Regions from separate parts of the Homo sapiens genome. Here region 1 is linked to region 2. Evidence: read pairs that join two places in POLR2A ChIA-PET (ENCODE). Cell type or tissue: A673. All regions are shown on one strand. Links, peaks and the distances in the headings refer to the core of each region. The heading gives the core; the rest is flanking DNA.

The links. Peaks named below come from ENCODE experiments on the same cell type or tissue, not always from the same donor. Only the 100,000 strongest peaks of a DNase experiment are listed, where the experiment ranks them.
Region 1: POLR2A ChIA-PET joins it to region 2 with 6 read pairs; 1 of 35 experiments calls an interaction of 5 or more read pairs at or near these places.

The regions. Positions count from the first base shown.
Region 1 is chr9:137,986,326-137,994,032 of GRCh38, forward strand. CACNA1B (calcium voltage-gated channel subunit alpha1 B) reads left to right here. Exons shown (of 47, transcript NM_000718.4): 14 at 88-219; 15 at 457-529. Among named protein-coding and RNA genes, the nearest start is that of CACNA1B-AS1, 43 kb to the left of the region's middle. RefSeq lists an enhancer at 3,646-4,845. In A673, for the core only: no CTCF peak of the experiment used is centred there; a DNase peak (open chromatin) is centred at 3,546; H3K4me3 peaks cover 245 bases; H3K27me3 peaks cover 1,818 bases.
Region 2 is chr9:137,662,446-137,670,152 of GRCh38, forward strand. The region is part of intron 1 of EHMT1 (euchromatic histone lysine methyltransferase 1); the gene reads left to right. Among named protein-coding and RNA genes, the nearest start is that of EHMT1, 47 kb to the left of the region's middle. RefSeq lists enhancers at 1,906-2,410, 2,466-3,147, 4,488-4,557. In A673, for the core only: no CTCF peak of the experiment used is centred there; a DNase peak (open chromatin) is centred at 4,586; H3K27ac peaks cover 1,195 bases.

The sequences.
Region 1 (7,707 bases), core at 1,806-5,805, 320 kb after region 2:
CAGTGGAGCCTTAAGTGTGGCTGCAGAGAGCCATGAATGTGAAGTCAGCGTCTGGAGCTGGCTCAGACCCCCTGCCTGGCCCCGCAGGTACTGGAGCTCCCTGCGGAACCTGGTGGTGTCCCTGCTGAACTCCATGAAGTCCATCATCAGCCTGCTCTTCTTGCTCTTCCTGTTCATTGTGGTCTTCGCCCTGCTGGGGATGCAGCTGTTTGGGGGACAGTAAGTGGGCCCGGGAGGGAGAGCTCAAGGCTGGGGGCTTGCAGGGAAGCAGAGCTCAGAGCAGACGGTGCCGCCCAGGCTGCCTCCACCCACCTTCCCACCAGGAAGGTCCTCAGAGGGGCCAGTGTGCAGCCATCTGCAGCCTGAAGCGAGCAGGTTGAGGCCACGCTGGAGCCTGCAGGCGCTGCCTCGCTGCTGACGGGACTGCCACTTCCCAAGCCTTCCTGTTTTCCTCAGGTTCAACTTCCAGGATGAGACTCCCACAACCAACTTCGACACCTTCCCTGCCGCCATCCTCACTGTCTTCCAGGTAAGGCACCTGCTCTGCACATTTGCGGCCTGCCCGGCTCCCGTCTCCCCTGGGTGCTGGGAAGGCGGACTCTCCTGTCATTCCCTCCCTTGTTCCTCCACACGGCCCAGATCACTGACTTTTCAGACACAGTGTTCCTCAAACGAGGGAAGCACAGGCAGTCAGCAACCTGCAGATCTCCAGGTCCGGGGGCCCCAGCCCCTACGGTGAAGGAAGCTGGATTCTGTGGCAGCACTGTAGGGAGCAAGTGTAGTTCCCGGGGGGCCCAGCTGGCCTTCAAGCCACCAGTGTATCTCTTAGCTCCTGAGACTTGCATGCACTTCTGTTTTTTATTCTCCGAGAACAAAAACAAAGCACTTCCTAAACTTCTCCCCCTCCTATCTCAGATCCCAGTGACCCCCTCAGTTCTCATCTGTATCTGGAAAACTACCCCCCTCAGCTCCTCGGGAAGTGGGGGCTGGGGGCCCACTTCTCTACGACGGAGACCTTGTTGGCTCATGCAGACTCTGCCCTCTTGGAGGGTTCCCTTTCGAGGACTTTCTTGGTTGGGTACTCTCCCCTTCCATAGGCTGTGGCCCCACAGTCCTGCCCATGACTGGCCTTACTGATGAGAGCATGCCTTGCATTCCTGTCCCATGAAACATACTTGGATGCCATGTCTGAGACTGAACAGGATGGTGGCTGTTGTCTTGCCTGTGATGCCTCTTACGGAGGCCCAACAGGCTGTGTTTGCTGCAGGCCAGGGGCTTGGCTTGGCTCCCTGGCTCCTGGGGCTGCTGATCCTACCCTTGGTCAGGGCTGGAGCCTACAACTTGTGTGAAGAGAGGGGCCCTTTCGGTCCCACTCTCTCGAAGGGAGGAAGTCTTACCAGCAGACCCTTCAGACCAAATTAGACGATTGGCTCAAAGAGGAGTTCTGTCCTAATTTGCACCACAGTCCTCCATGACTGTCCCCTTTCTCACATCTTCCCACTCACCCCCACCCTGCTGGGCTGGAGCCTATGACCCGTCAGCTCCTAGTCACTGCCAGGCAGAGCCAGCTCTTCTCCCAGAGGTGCATCTGCCCCAGGCCTGTCAGGGCCTTGCTGTTGTCATCCCTTCTTCCTCTCTGGTCTCATGTTTGAGTTGCTGCCTCTTCTCCTCTCCTCTTATTCCTCGAGTGGGAGGCACTTGTCAGCCTCCGACTGTCCTCCCTTTCTCTGACTTGAAAGCCTCGGCTGCTCACAGGCCAGTGACTTCCAGACTTTGGTCTCCCAGATGTTTTTGAGCTCTTAGTGGGTGACAGGACCTATGTCAGCCTCTGGGACAGAGGTGGGTGGTCTCCCAGCCACACGACGGGGAGGTCACAGGCCTGGAGCTGCCCGTAGGGTCCTGAATGTCAGGCAAGGGAAACTGGGAGGAGGCATTCCCAGCAAAGCAGCAAAAACGTGAGGAGTGTCTGGGGTGGCGACAAGGTGGCAGGTGTGGGATGGGAAACTCCAGGTGTGGGCGGGCCAGGCTGAGGCTTTGCCCTGTAGAAGCTGTTGCAGGGAGGGGCTCCATGCCAGGGGGGTGGCATGGTCCATGACCACAGCCACGCTTTGCCATGTGTGTTGCAAGAAAAGACCTGAGTGTGATGAGGGAGAGAAGTTGAAGTTGGGAGGAAAGTGGGCTTTTCTGATCAGATGATGCTCTGATTCAGACATTACATGCCCCCTGCTCTGAACACAGCAATAAGATAAAAAAAATACACTTAGAAAATAAAAGGACCTAGACAAGTAAAAACAAAATCTCTGAGGAATAGAAATGGAACAGAACATACAGTGGTGAGAGACAGCAGAGACCCAGGCACCAGGACATGGCTTGAGATAGGCAGATGGGCTTGGGAGTCTGAGTTCCATGGCAGCAGAAGTGTGCAGGTGTGGCTCAGCCCCCTCTGAGCACTGGGGGAGGTACCTGGGCCCTTTGGAGGAGGCTGAGGAGGGGTGAAGGCTTGTTGAGCTGCAGAGACCAGGAAGGCTGCAGGGCAGGGCTGACTGGTGGCTAGGTCTGTAATTCCCACAGGTGAATCTGGACCAGGGTCCTGAGATCCCAGGGTGGGAGCCCCTGCTTCTGAATGGGGTTGGGAGTGGGGCAGGGAGGGCATGTGAGGAGGAAGAAAGCAGCTTCAGCTGTGCTCATGGTGGAGCTGCAAACTGAGGGCTGGGAACAGCCAGCATCCCAGACAGTGCCAACAGCATCTACAGTCAGAAGGCGTAATCACTCCCAAAGAAAAGGAAATAACAGAACAAACACAGGTGACTTTAAACCGAATATGCCTAACATCCTCCAAGGGGTAAAGGGGGAACCAGTTAAAAACACAAAATTATGAAAAAAGGCACCTAAGAACAAAGAAAAGACCTAAACCAAATCCTAGAAATGAAATATACAGCTATTTACATTTTAGAAGCAGAGTGAACCGTACGCCGGGTGTGATCAGAGAGAGTATGGGTGAGCCGGAGGATGTGGTGGGGCTGAGCCAGCTGGGCATGGAGGCTTCCTGGAGAGAAGGAAGTGAGGGTGGGCTGGAGTGGAGGCTCCCATGTGAGGTGCGAAAGAGAGGGTGGCCAGTGCCCCTTCCGAGTGAGTCCTGGAGAACATGTGCTCAGATGATCAAGCAGGATAAACAAATAATTCCAGACCTAGACAAATTGTGATCTCAAGAAAATCTTATACGCTGCCCTAGAAAAATAGATTTCCTACAAAATAATGACAGATAGTCTGATGGCCAACGTCTTAGGAGCACAGATGCCAGAGGGTCATGGAGAAGTAACGGAAACACTGGGGTACAATCACTATTCGCCAAGAATTCTGAATCCAGACAGCTGTGGTTTAAGCGTGAGGGCAGAGCTAAAGACACTTTCAGACACAAATAGGAGTGAGTTACCACCACCCACCCAGATCATTTGAAAGCACGACAAAAGCTTATACATTTAGTAAAGTGGATGATTTAGAATAAAAAATACTAATGTATTTTTACCCAAGAAGAAATTAACTGAAGAAAAAACAGGAAATGGAACCATTTCAGAAATTGAATAATTAGGTCAGAATCGGATTAAGATGGCAGATAGGAGGAAGGACTAGCTTGCAGCTCCTGCTCGGACAGACAGAACAGCGTCTGGAGACTCACATCATGAACTTTTGCTCCAAGAACTACCACGGGAAGTTCTTGGAACTACCACAGGCAAGTTCTCAGCCCTGGGCACTGGCTGCCTGGAAATAGACTCAGTGCTGTTGGGGGTGGGCACGGTAGGAGTGAGACCAGCCTTTTGGACTGCGGGCTGCGTGGGAGTGGGGTGAGGCCTGTGACTGCTGGCTTTCTCCCACTTTCCTGGAGGACCTGTATGACTAATGGCCTTAATCCTCCTGGGAACATAACTCCATTGGACTGAGAACCACACACCCATCCCCCACAGCAGCCACAGCAAGCCCCGCCCAAGCAGAGTCTGAGCTCAGACACCCTATTCCTGCCCCCACCTGGTGGTCTTTCTCTACCCACCCTGATGGCCGAAGACAAAGGTTATAATCTCCTGGGGGCTCTGTGGTCCTGCCCACCCCCTGAGAAACCTGAATACTTAATTAGGCTACCTTAGGGCAAGTTTGCATCCTCTCTACAGGACCTCAGCTGATGCTCTCTTGAAAGCGCCACCTCCTGGCTGGAGGCCAACCAATATAAAACCAGCACACTTAACAAAAATACAGCCGAGGACCCTCACAGAGTCCACTTCACTCCCCTGCTACCCCCACCAGAGCAGGTGCTGGAGGTCAACCAATATAAAACCAGCACACTCAACAAAAATACAGCCAAGGACCCTCACAGAGTCCATTTCACTCCCCTGCTACCCCCACCAGAGCAGGTGCTGGTATCCGCACCTGAAAGACCTGAAGATGGATCACATCACAGGACTCTTGACAGACACTCCCCAGTACCAGCCTGAAGCCTGGTAGCTCCACTGGGTGGGTAGACCTGCAAGAGCAAAAACAGTCATTGCAGTTTGGCTCTCAGGAAGCCCCATTCCTCAGGGCAGGGGGAGAACACCACATCAAGGGAGCACCCCCAAGATAAGAGAACAGCAGCCCTTGAGTCGCAGATCTTCCCTCTGGTTCCAAATGAGAAGGAACCAGGAAAACAATTCTGGTAATATGACAAAACAAGGTTCTTAAACACCCCCAGAAGATCACATCAGCTTACCAGCAATGGATCCAAACCAAGAGGAAATCTCTGAATTGCCAGAAAAAGAATTCTGAAGGTCAATTATTAAGCTAATCAAGGAGGTACCAGAGAAAGGTGAAATTCAACTTAAAGAAATAAAAAACATGATACAGGTTATGAAAGGAAAATTCTTCAGTGAAATCGCATAAAAAAATCACAGTTTCTGGAAATCAGGGACACACTTAGAGGAATGCAAAATGCACTGGAAAGTCTCAGCAATAGAATCGAACAAGCTGAAGAAAGAACTTCAGAGCTCAAAGAAAAAGCTTTTGAATTAACCCTATCCATCAGAGACAGAAGAATTTCAAAAAATGAAGCCTCCAAGAAGTATGGGACTAAGTTAAGTGTCCAAACCTAAGAATAATTGGTGTTCCTGAGGAAGAAGAGAAATCTAAAAGTTAGGAAAACATATTTGAGGGAATAATTGAGGAAAACTTACCTAGCCTTGCTAGAGATCTAGACATCCAAATACAAGAACTCAAAAAACACACTTGGGAAATTCATTGCAAAATTCATTGCAGAAGAATTCATCACCTAGGCACATAGTCATCAGATTATCTGAAGTCAAGATGAAGGAAAAATCTTAAGAGCTATGAGGCAAAAATATCAGGTAACCTATAAAGGAAAACCTATCAGATTAACAGAAGATTTCTCAACAGAAACCCTACAAGCCAGAAGAGATTGATTAGGGTCCTATCTTTAGTCTCCTTAAACAAAACAATTATCAGCCAAGAATTTTGTGTCCAGTGAAACTAAGCCTCATAAATGAAGGAATGATACAGTCTTTTACAGGCAAACAAATGCTGAGAGAATTCGCCACTACCAAGCCAGCACTATAAGAACTGCTAAAAGGAGCTCTAAGTCTTGAAAAAAATCTTCGAAATACACCAAAATAGAACCTCCTTAAGACACAAATCCAACAGAACCTCTATAACAATAACAATGAAAAAAACAGCATGGTATTCAGGCAACAAATAGCACAATGAATAGGATAGTATCTCACATCTCAATATTAATGTTGAATGTAAATGACCTAAATGCTCCACTTAAAAGATAGAGAATGGCAGAATGGATAAGAATTCACCAACCATGTTTCTGCTGTCTTCGGGAGACTCACCTAACACATAAGGACTTACATAAACTTAAAGGGGTGGAAAAATATTTCATGTGCAAATGGAGACTAAAAGCGAGCAGGAATAGCCATTCTTTTATCAGACAAAACAGACTTTAGAGCAACAGCACTTAAAAAAGACAAAGAGGGACATTATATAATGATAAAAAGCCTTGTCCAACAGGAAAATATCATAATCCTAAATGTATATGCACCTAACACTGAAGCTCTGAAATTTATAAAACAATTACTACTAGACCTAAGAAATGATATAGACGGCAACACAGTAATAGCGGGGGACTTTGATACTCCACTGACAGCACTAGACAGGTCCTCAAGACAGAAAGTCAACAAAGAAGGAATGAACTTAAACTATACCCTACAACAAATGGACTTAACAGGTATTTACAGAGCATTCTACCCAACAACTGCAGAATATACATTCTATTCATCAGCACATGGAACATTCTCTAAGATGGACCATATGATAGGCCACAAAACAAGTCTCGGGAAATTTAAAAAAATCTAAATTTGGAGCTTGCAGTGAGCCGAGATCCGGCCACTGCACTCCAGCCTGGGCGACAGAGCGAGACTCCGTCTCAAAAAAAAAAAAAAAAAATCTATATTATATCAAGTACTCTCTCAGACGATAGTGGAATAAAATTGGAAATCAACTCCAAAGGCACCCACAAAACCAGGCAAATACAGGGAAATTAAGCAACCTGCTCCTGAATGATTTTTGGGTTAACAATGAAATCAAGATGCAAATTTAAAAAAATCTTTGAACTGAACGATAATAGTGACACAACCTATCAAAACCTCTGGGATACAGCAAAGGCAGTGCTAAGAGGAAAGTTCATAGCCTTAAATGCCTACATCAGAAAGACTGAAAGAGCACAAATAGACAATCTAAAGTCCCATCTCACACAACTGAAGAAACAAGAACAATCCAAACCCAAACCCACCAGAAGAAGAGAAGTAATGAAAATCAGAGCGGAACTAAATGAAATTGAAACAAAAAAAATTACAAAAGATAAATTGAACAAAAAGCTGGTTCTTTTTAGATAAATAAAAAGATAAATTTTTTTAGTTAAAATTTTTATTTTATCTATCTAGATAGATAAAATTTAAATTTTTGTCTATCTAGATTAAATTTTTGTCTAGATAGATTAAATTTTTATTTTGTCTGTCTAGATGGATAAAATTTTTATTTTGTCTATCTAGATAGATAAAATTGATAGACCATTGGTGAGATTAACCAATAAAATAAGGGAGAAGATCCAAATATAAGCTCAATTAGAAATGAAATGGGAGATATTACTACTGGTACCACAGAAATACAAAAGATTATTCGAAGCTACTATGAACACCTTTATTTATGCACATAAACTAGAAAACCTAGAGGAGATGGATAAATTCCTGAAAAGGTACAACCATCCTAGCTTAAATCAGGGAGAATTAGATACCCTGAACAGACCAGTAACGAGTAGCGAGATTGAAATGGTAATAAAAAAATTACGAACAAAATAAAGTCCAGGACCAGATGAATTCAGAGCAAAATTCTATCAGACATTCAAAGAAGAATTGGTACCAATCCTATCGACACTATTCCACAAGGTAGAGAAAGAGGGAATTCTCCCTAAATCATTCTATAAGCCAATATCACCCTAATACCAAAACCAGGGAAGGACATAACCAAGAAAGAAAACTACAGACCAATATCCCTGATGAACATAGATGCAGAAATCCTCAACAAAATACTAGCTAACTGAATCCAACAGCAAATTAAAAAGATAATCCACCGTGATCAAGTGGGTTTCATATCAGGGATGCAGGG
Region 2 (7,707 bases), core at 2,138-6,137:
CCATGGCCTCTCAAAGTGTTGGGATTATAATAGGTGTGAGGCATCGCACCTTGCCTAGAATTTTTCTTTTTTGAGACAGAGTCTCGCTCTGTTGCCCAGGCTGTAGTGTAGTGGCATGATCTCAGCTCACTGCAACCTCCGCCTCCCAGGTTCAAGCAACTCTCCTGCCTCAGTCTCCTGAGTAGCTGGGATTACAGATGCCTGCCACCACACTGGGCTAATTTTTTGTATTTTTAGTAGAGATGGGGTTTCACCGTGTTGGCCCGGCTGGTCTCGAACTCCTGATCTTGTGCTGGGATTACAGGCGTGAGCCACCGCGGCTGGCCTGAATTTTATTTATTTATTTATTTATTTATTTATTTATTTTTGACAGAGTCTTGCTCTGTCACCCAGGCTGGAGTGCAATGGTGCGATCTCTGCTCACTGCAGCCTCTGCCTCCTGGGTTCCAGCGATTCTCCTGCCTCACCCTCTTGGGTAGCTGGGATTACAGGTGCACGCCACCATGCCCGGCTAATTTTTGTACTTTTAGTAGATACAGGGTTTTGCCATGTTGGCCAGGCTGGTCTCGAACTCCTGACCTCAGGCGATCACCTGCCTCGGCCTCCCAAAGTGCTGGGAATACAGGTGTGAGCCACCGCGCCCAGTCCTGGCCTGGAATTTTTAACCTATATTTATTGTATAGATATCCACTCATTTTATTATCTCTTTCCTGTTCCTTTCTTTGAATTTATTTTGTTATTCATTTGTACCTTCTTTAGATGGATTTGCTGTTAGCCTGTTAATTTGGGGACTTTCTTTGAAGCTACAGCCTATGGTTCTTGTTCTGATAGTTGGCTTGAGCAGGAAGAGGCAGTAATGATGGGGTGATGTGGGCCATATGGCTGGTTAGGTGTCGATTCTTGACAAGATCCTGGTTTTTGTTGTGAGTGGTGGGTTAATGGGTGCTGACCAGGTGAAGAGCAGCATGGAGCAGTGGTAGCAGCGTCCTGTGTGCTGGAGTGGACTGCTCAGAATCCTCAGCACACTTGAGGTCCACAGAAGAAAGAAAAAGAAACATAAACTAAATAGTAAGAAAAGGTGCATATTGCAGAGTAAAAGACTTCCCATCTCCGTTTCTGCTCTCAATCTTACTTAAACATGTCACACTATTAATAATTTCTTATAATTCATTCCAAAAAGATGTTTGTGCACATACCAGCATCTTTCTGTTCTCTTACACGAGTCTTGGTATCATAGACACCCTGTTCTGTGATTTCCCATGCGAGCACACCAGCCTTTTCTTACCCTCTGCAAGGGCTTTTGGATATTCCCTTGTAGGGGAATAACAATGTCTATAACTAGCCTTCTGTGGGCGGGACTCAGATCCTCTCACCTGGAGAGAAGGTGGAATGCATGTCCTTGTTCCCTGTGATCTGGGGAACTTTTGCTAGTATATCTGTAGAGTAAGCTACACATATACCATTATTCGTATTATATGTACTGTGTATTATTACTACAAACTAAGTACTATATAGTATATGCATAATAAATTCTGCAAAAATTTATCTTACAGATTATATATTTTACAGATTATATATAAGTAAAATTATACTACCAATAGAGAATTGCTCAACCAAGAGGTATGTACTTTTTTTGTTTCAAGAGATGGAGTTCTCATTGTGTGGCCCAGGCTGGCCTTGGACTCCTGGGCTCAAGTGATCCTGCTGCCCCAGTCTCCCAAGGAGCTGGGACTACAGGTGCATGCCACTGAGCCTGGTGGTGTGTGTTTTTAAAATTTGATAACTATTGCCAAGTTGCCCCCAGAGAGATTTTATTAAATGAGAATTGCCTGTTTAGCCATACTTTTTTTTTTTTTTTTCTTTTGAGACTGAGTCGTGCTCTGTCGCTCAGGCTGGAGTGCAGTGGTGTGATCTCTGCTCACTGCAACCTCAGCCTTTCAAGTAGCTGGGATTACAGGTGCCCTCCACCACACTCGGCTAATTTTTGTATTTTTAGTAGAGACTGGGTTTCACCATGTTGGCCAGGCTGGTCTCGAACTCTGGAGCTCAGGCGATCTGCCCCCTTGGCCTCCCAAAGTGCTGGGATTACAGGCGTGAGCAACTGCGCCTGGCCCGATACTCTCATTGACAGACTTTAATTTTTTTTTTTTTGCCAGTTCAATAAGTGGAAAATGGCGTCTTTGTTGCTTTAAATGTATTTTCAGCTGCATTTGTTTTATTAGTCATATGCATTTATTTCCCTTAGTTTGCCTTCTCTGTTCTTTGTCCATATGGGGGAGGGAGCCGAGGTGGAGGGCAGGATTCTCTTGGGTTTCTGTGTGGGTTGCAGATAGGTTTGTAAATGACCACGCTCTGTTGCCTTAAGATGGATCTGTTGACATTGTGTTTTCTACATTTGAACTTGGAGTCCCATGTCTGGGTTGTTTGCTCTTGGCTGGGCGGAACCTGTGTACTTAAAGAGGAATCACTTGCATTGCTTTTCGGACATGGTGTTTTGTTGGTGCGTCTCCTCCCTGGCTGGTAAGCACAGCTTGCGGGCCTGGCTCTGTTGGACCACCCACTTTGCAACTCTTGGGCAGTCAACACTGATACTGTACTAGAAAGCGTGGGGGAGTTATAGAATAGCATTTATAGAGAAGGATTGGTGTTATTTACTTTCATGTGACCTTAAAAATAGAAAATAATATTTGTGCTTTTATTTTGCAGTTTGCCTGGAACCTGAATACACTATTTTAAAAAATATTCCCTATTTTTATAGAAAAAGGACTTCAAATATTTATTGTTTTGTATTAAGAGCTACAAACAACTTGGTCTTGATTGGAGAGCTGGCATAGGTGTATAAGGGCCTCTCCCTGTAAGAAATTTGGAGCTGGGGTGGGCATAGGAGGTGATGTTTAGGAGCAGCCTGAGTGTGGGGAGACTGCTGTGCTCGAACCTGCGTCGTGCAGGTGCGTCCTGGAGCTACTCCTTGTGGCAGAAGCATTGCCCTGAGACCCAGCCCTGGTATGCTTGGCACTGGGACAGGAGCTCCGGTGGGAGGTGCGCATTGCGAGCTGGTGTTTTCTGTTTGCTTTCCTACCCACTGTCATGTTGTGGGCTCTTGGCCCCAGAGGTAAAATGTCTCTGTGAGTTGAGTTCCTTGTGAGAGGGCTGGTCCCCAGATTCCATGTCTAGGTTTTTGTTAGTATTTTTTCAACAGAGCTAATCCTGAGAGGCCCTACGAGCAGTGATTGCTTTGTGGGATGAGCTGTGTTGATGGTTTCTGTGGAGGGACCCTTCACGTTTTAGGGTGAAAACAATAAATGTCTCGTTAAATGGTTTCCATCTGAGAACACTGATTGTTTTAAAATGGTTGTGAATGCGAGGGTTTAAGCAGCTTCCGAGGAGGCCTGGAGGTGCCTGGGCGGCCGCGTGCAGCTCTGGAATCCTGCCGCTGGGGCAGCCTCCATTTCGTGAGATGGCTCTGGAGCATGCCCAGTGCGTGGAGCTTTCAGAGGGAGCCGCCGAGCTGGGCTACTGTGATTTCTCTGCAGTTGGCCGCAGTCAACAATTGCACTAAGACAGGAGGAAAAAAGTGATGGGGTACAAGCAAGAAACGTGGTATTTGGTACTTTTTTTCTTTTGCTTAATCCCTCTTTCTTTTACATTGGTGCTTCTAGGCTGGGGCCAGGGCCTGCAGAGCAGGGACGCTTGCTGTGATGGTGGGGACACCTCCTTGTCCTCCATGCCGCTTGCCTGCCAAAATAACCCTGTTTTGCTCTCTGGTCACCCACCATGTGCACTTTCTTGGGAGTGGGATGGGAGGTCCCCTCCAACTGAGGGTACTGAGAACAGCTCAGGCCCGTTCCACATTTGCTGGTAGCAGGAGGAACTCTGACCTTTTTCAGTTATGCTGATGATAAACCAGGACTTTTTCCCTTGTTTGAACATTTATAAAGAGCGTGCTTGAACTTTTTTGCTGACTAGCAGTGTTTTCCTGTTTTATTCTCCTACCTGCCCCCATGGCAGCCTCAGTGGTGGAGGGAGTGAGGCTGGGAAGGGATGACACTGCCAGGTGAGCAGGAACCAGGGACCCTGGGACCAGAGGCCAGGCTGTGCAGGGCAAGGGCTGGCCGTGCCACGGTGCAGCTGGCTCTTTGCCATGCAGGCTGCAGAAAAGGAAATCTGTCCGCCTTGGCTGTGAGGATGGCATTGACCACTCATCAGGAGAGCTGGGAACAGAGCCTCCCCCTCGGAGCCTGTGTAGTCCCCGTCCACACGTGTGGGTTGTGTGATGATCCTGTCTGCGTGTTCATTGGGAGACTCCATTTTCCGTGGAATGGTGAGGAGGGTAGAGAGGCAGCAGAGTCTCCACTTGGATTTTCTAAGCAATTCCACAGAAAATAAGACGTTGCTCAAGCAAGTGCTGGGCACATCTTAGGGAGAGACCTAGTGAGGAGGGCTGTGTTTTAATTAATTAATTAATTGTAAATAACAGGATTAGAGCAGATTGGTTCATAGCTGCCTGTTCTAGAACCGTATTCTTCGAACAAAAGGGTGGGGGATGGTAGGCTTCTCTCCTAGCTCTGAGGAAACTCCAGCTCAGCGCACAGCATGAGGAGGACGAGGGAACAATAGGGCGTTCCTTTGTGCCTGCCCTTGAAACGCGGTGGAGGCCACTCAGTGAGCCCGGGCAGTGCCATCGCTCACGTGTCCCCAGCAGCAGTGGCGTCTGTGGGGATGCTGTGCACTGGAAATTGGCACTGTTTTGGGTAGTGGTTCTGAGAGGAACTGTTTAACCAGGTATGCAAATGTGCTGATGCAGGAATGTTTTTGAACACCTGTGATGTAAATTTTAACGGTGGTTAATGTTAGCAGCTCCACCTGGGTTAGCTCAACCCTTAGAGATTATTTGTTCTCATCTCTTTGGAGTTGAAAATGTTGTACTTTTCTAGGAGCCATTTCCCCAGGCCATGTGGAGGTCAGGTATCTGCTGGTTCTGGCCTCACTCTACTCCTCCTCCTCCTCCCCGCTCTGTGGAGAGGGTGGCTTGAAGGAGACGGGCAGCAGGTGTGTGACTGCAGTCCTGGGGCACGGGCAGAGGCTGGCATGTGGGGAAAGCAGGACCCGGGAGGCTGTAGCTTAAGTAGACATTTGTTTTTTATTTGAAGAGAATTTTAGAGATGGGGTGGTGGTGGATTTTAGCATTAGAGATTTCTGGCTTCTGCTTGAAGCACTGTGAATAGGGGACAAAAAAATAACCAAGAGGAAAAGTTCATGTAAAGTAGAAGTTTTGGTGTGTTTTCTTGAAAGGAAATTGTCTACAGTGAAAGCGTTGTATTTTTAGAGAACTCGGGGAGGAAAACGCTGTTGTGCTGCTTATCACACGGGTCTGGCCTTTTTGACATCTGAAATCTTATAGGAATTTGTCTTTTTGAGAGTGTATGCTGCTTATTTGGTTTCGTGGAATCCAGAAAAGAGCCTATCCAAATTATCTTTACCTTCAGGGTAAATTACCTTTTAGAATTGTGGCAGATGGCACATAGGACCTCTCAGAGGGACTGCACCTTGTACAAGAAGAAAAGTGAGAGGGTGTTGCAAAGGAGAGCTTCCACCTCCTTTATAGACTTTTGCAGAACAGCTTTCTTCCTTTCGACCTTGGAGAAGAGGCAGGACCAGTGGGGAGGCAGACAAGTAGGTGAAGGAAGACAAAAGGAAGAAGGGACGCACTGATCGAGAAGACAAGGAGTGCTGATGGCTTTGGGCGCCAGCTGTCTACTCCAGAGAGTCTAACTGACCTGGGACTTGCAGGATCCTGCTAGAAGAAAAATCCTTGCTTCCTTCTCCTCCTGTTTTCTTCCTCTTCCTCCATTCTCCTTCCTCTCCCTTCTATTCACCCACCCACCACTCACCCACCCACCACCTGGCACATACACCCACCCACTCATCCATCCATCCATCTACTGTCTACTATCCACCTCACCACCCACCCATCCATTTATTTACCCACCTACTCATCCATTCACCTGTCCACATCCATCTATTCACCAACCATCACATATTAATGACTTACTATATACCAGAACTACTAGTACTGAAACTTGAGTATATTTGTGGACAGAGCACCAGAAATCCAGAACATTTGTATCATCCTGAAAAGAAACCTTATACCATTAGCAGTTCCTTCCCGTGTCCCCCACTCCCCCAACCCAGTCCCTGGCAACCACTCATCTGCTTTCCTTCCCTGTCGATTTGCCTGTTCTCTGTTGTCTTTCGTGCCTGACTTCTTTCACTTAACTTAGTGTTTTCTTTTTTTTTTTTGCTGTTAATGGACAGTGCTGCCATGAACATTCATGTACGAGTTTTTGTGTGGACCTGGGTTTTCATTTCTTCGGCTATCCCGGGAATGGGATAACTGGTTCATATGGTGACTGTCTGTTTTAAGTACTGGAGTAAATGCCAAGTTGTTTTCTTTTTTTGGAGACGGAGTCTCGCTCTGTCCCCCAGGCTGGAGTGCAGTGGCGCAATCTCAGCTCACTGCAAGCTCCGCCTCCCAGGTTCTCGCCATTCTTGTGCCTCAGCCTCCAGATTAGCTGGGACCACGTGCGTGCGCCACTGACCCCCGCTAATTTTTCTATTTTTAGTACAGACGGGGTTTCACCATGTTGGGCAAGATCGTCTTGAACTCCTGATCTCAGGTGATCCGCCTGCCTAGGCCTCTCAAAGTGCTGAGATTACAGGCGTGAGCCACTGTTCCCGGCCTAGAAGTAGGTTCTTGATGTATCCTTCATGTCTCGTCTTCCCTCTCGCACCCTGCACCCTTCTCGCCCAGTGCTTACTGCTTGCTGGGTGCTGGTCTCCTGCTTAAAGAGCAGACTGAGGACCCCTGGAAAGACGCCCCCACAGCACGTGGACCCCACACCACCCAAGACGCTCCCACAGCACGTGCACTGGACTCCACCCAAGACGCCCCCCACAGCACGTGCACTCCACGACTGCACCCAAGACGCCGCCCACAGCACGTGCACTCACCTCCACCCAAGACGCCCCCCACAGCACGTGCACTGGACTCCTCCCAAGACGCCCCGCACAGCACGTGCACTCGACTCCTCCCAAGACGCCCCGCACAGCACGTGCACTCACCGACTCCACCCACTGTCTACCCAGGGCGCAGCCGCTCCAGCAGCTCTTCCCTGGCCCCTCCCCCACCTTCACTTTTTGCTCTCTTCGGAGCATTCATTGCCTTTAGTACACAGACTTGTGTCCCTATGTAAAAAAAAGCTTTGCTTTTGTTTTTTCTCTTTTTTTAAAAAAAAATTAATCTCCTTATGTTGTCCAGGCTGTTCTTGAACTCTTGGCCTTAAGTGATCCTCCCATCTGGGCCTCTCAAAGCGCTGATATTACAGGTGTGAGCCATGATGCCTGGGCCAAAAAGATTTTTTTGGAGACGGAGTCTTGCTCTGTCGCCCAGGGTGGAGTGCAATGGCGTAATCTCGGCTCTCTGCAACCTCTGCCGCCCGGGTTCAAGCAATTGTTCTGCCTCAGCCTCCCCACACAGCCTCAGCTGGGTTTACAGGTGTGTGCCATCACGCCCAGCTAATGTTTTTGTATTTTTAGTAGAGATGAGGTTTCACCTTGTTGGCCAGGCTGGTGTCTAACTCTTGGCCTCAAGTGATCCGCCTGCCTCAGCCTCCCAAAGTGCTGGGATTACAGGCGTGAGCCACCGCG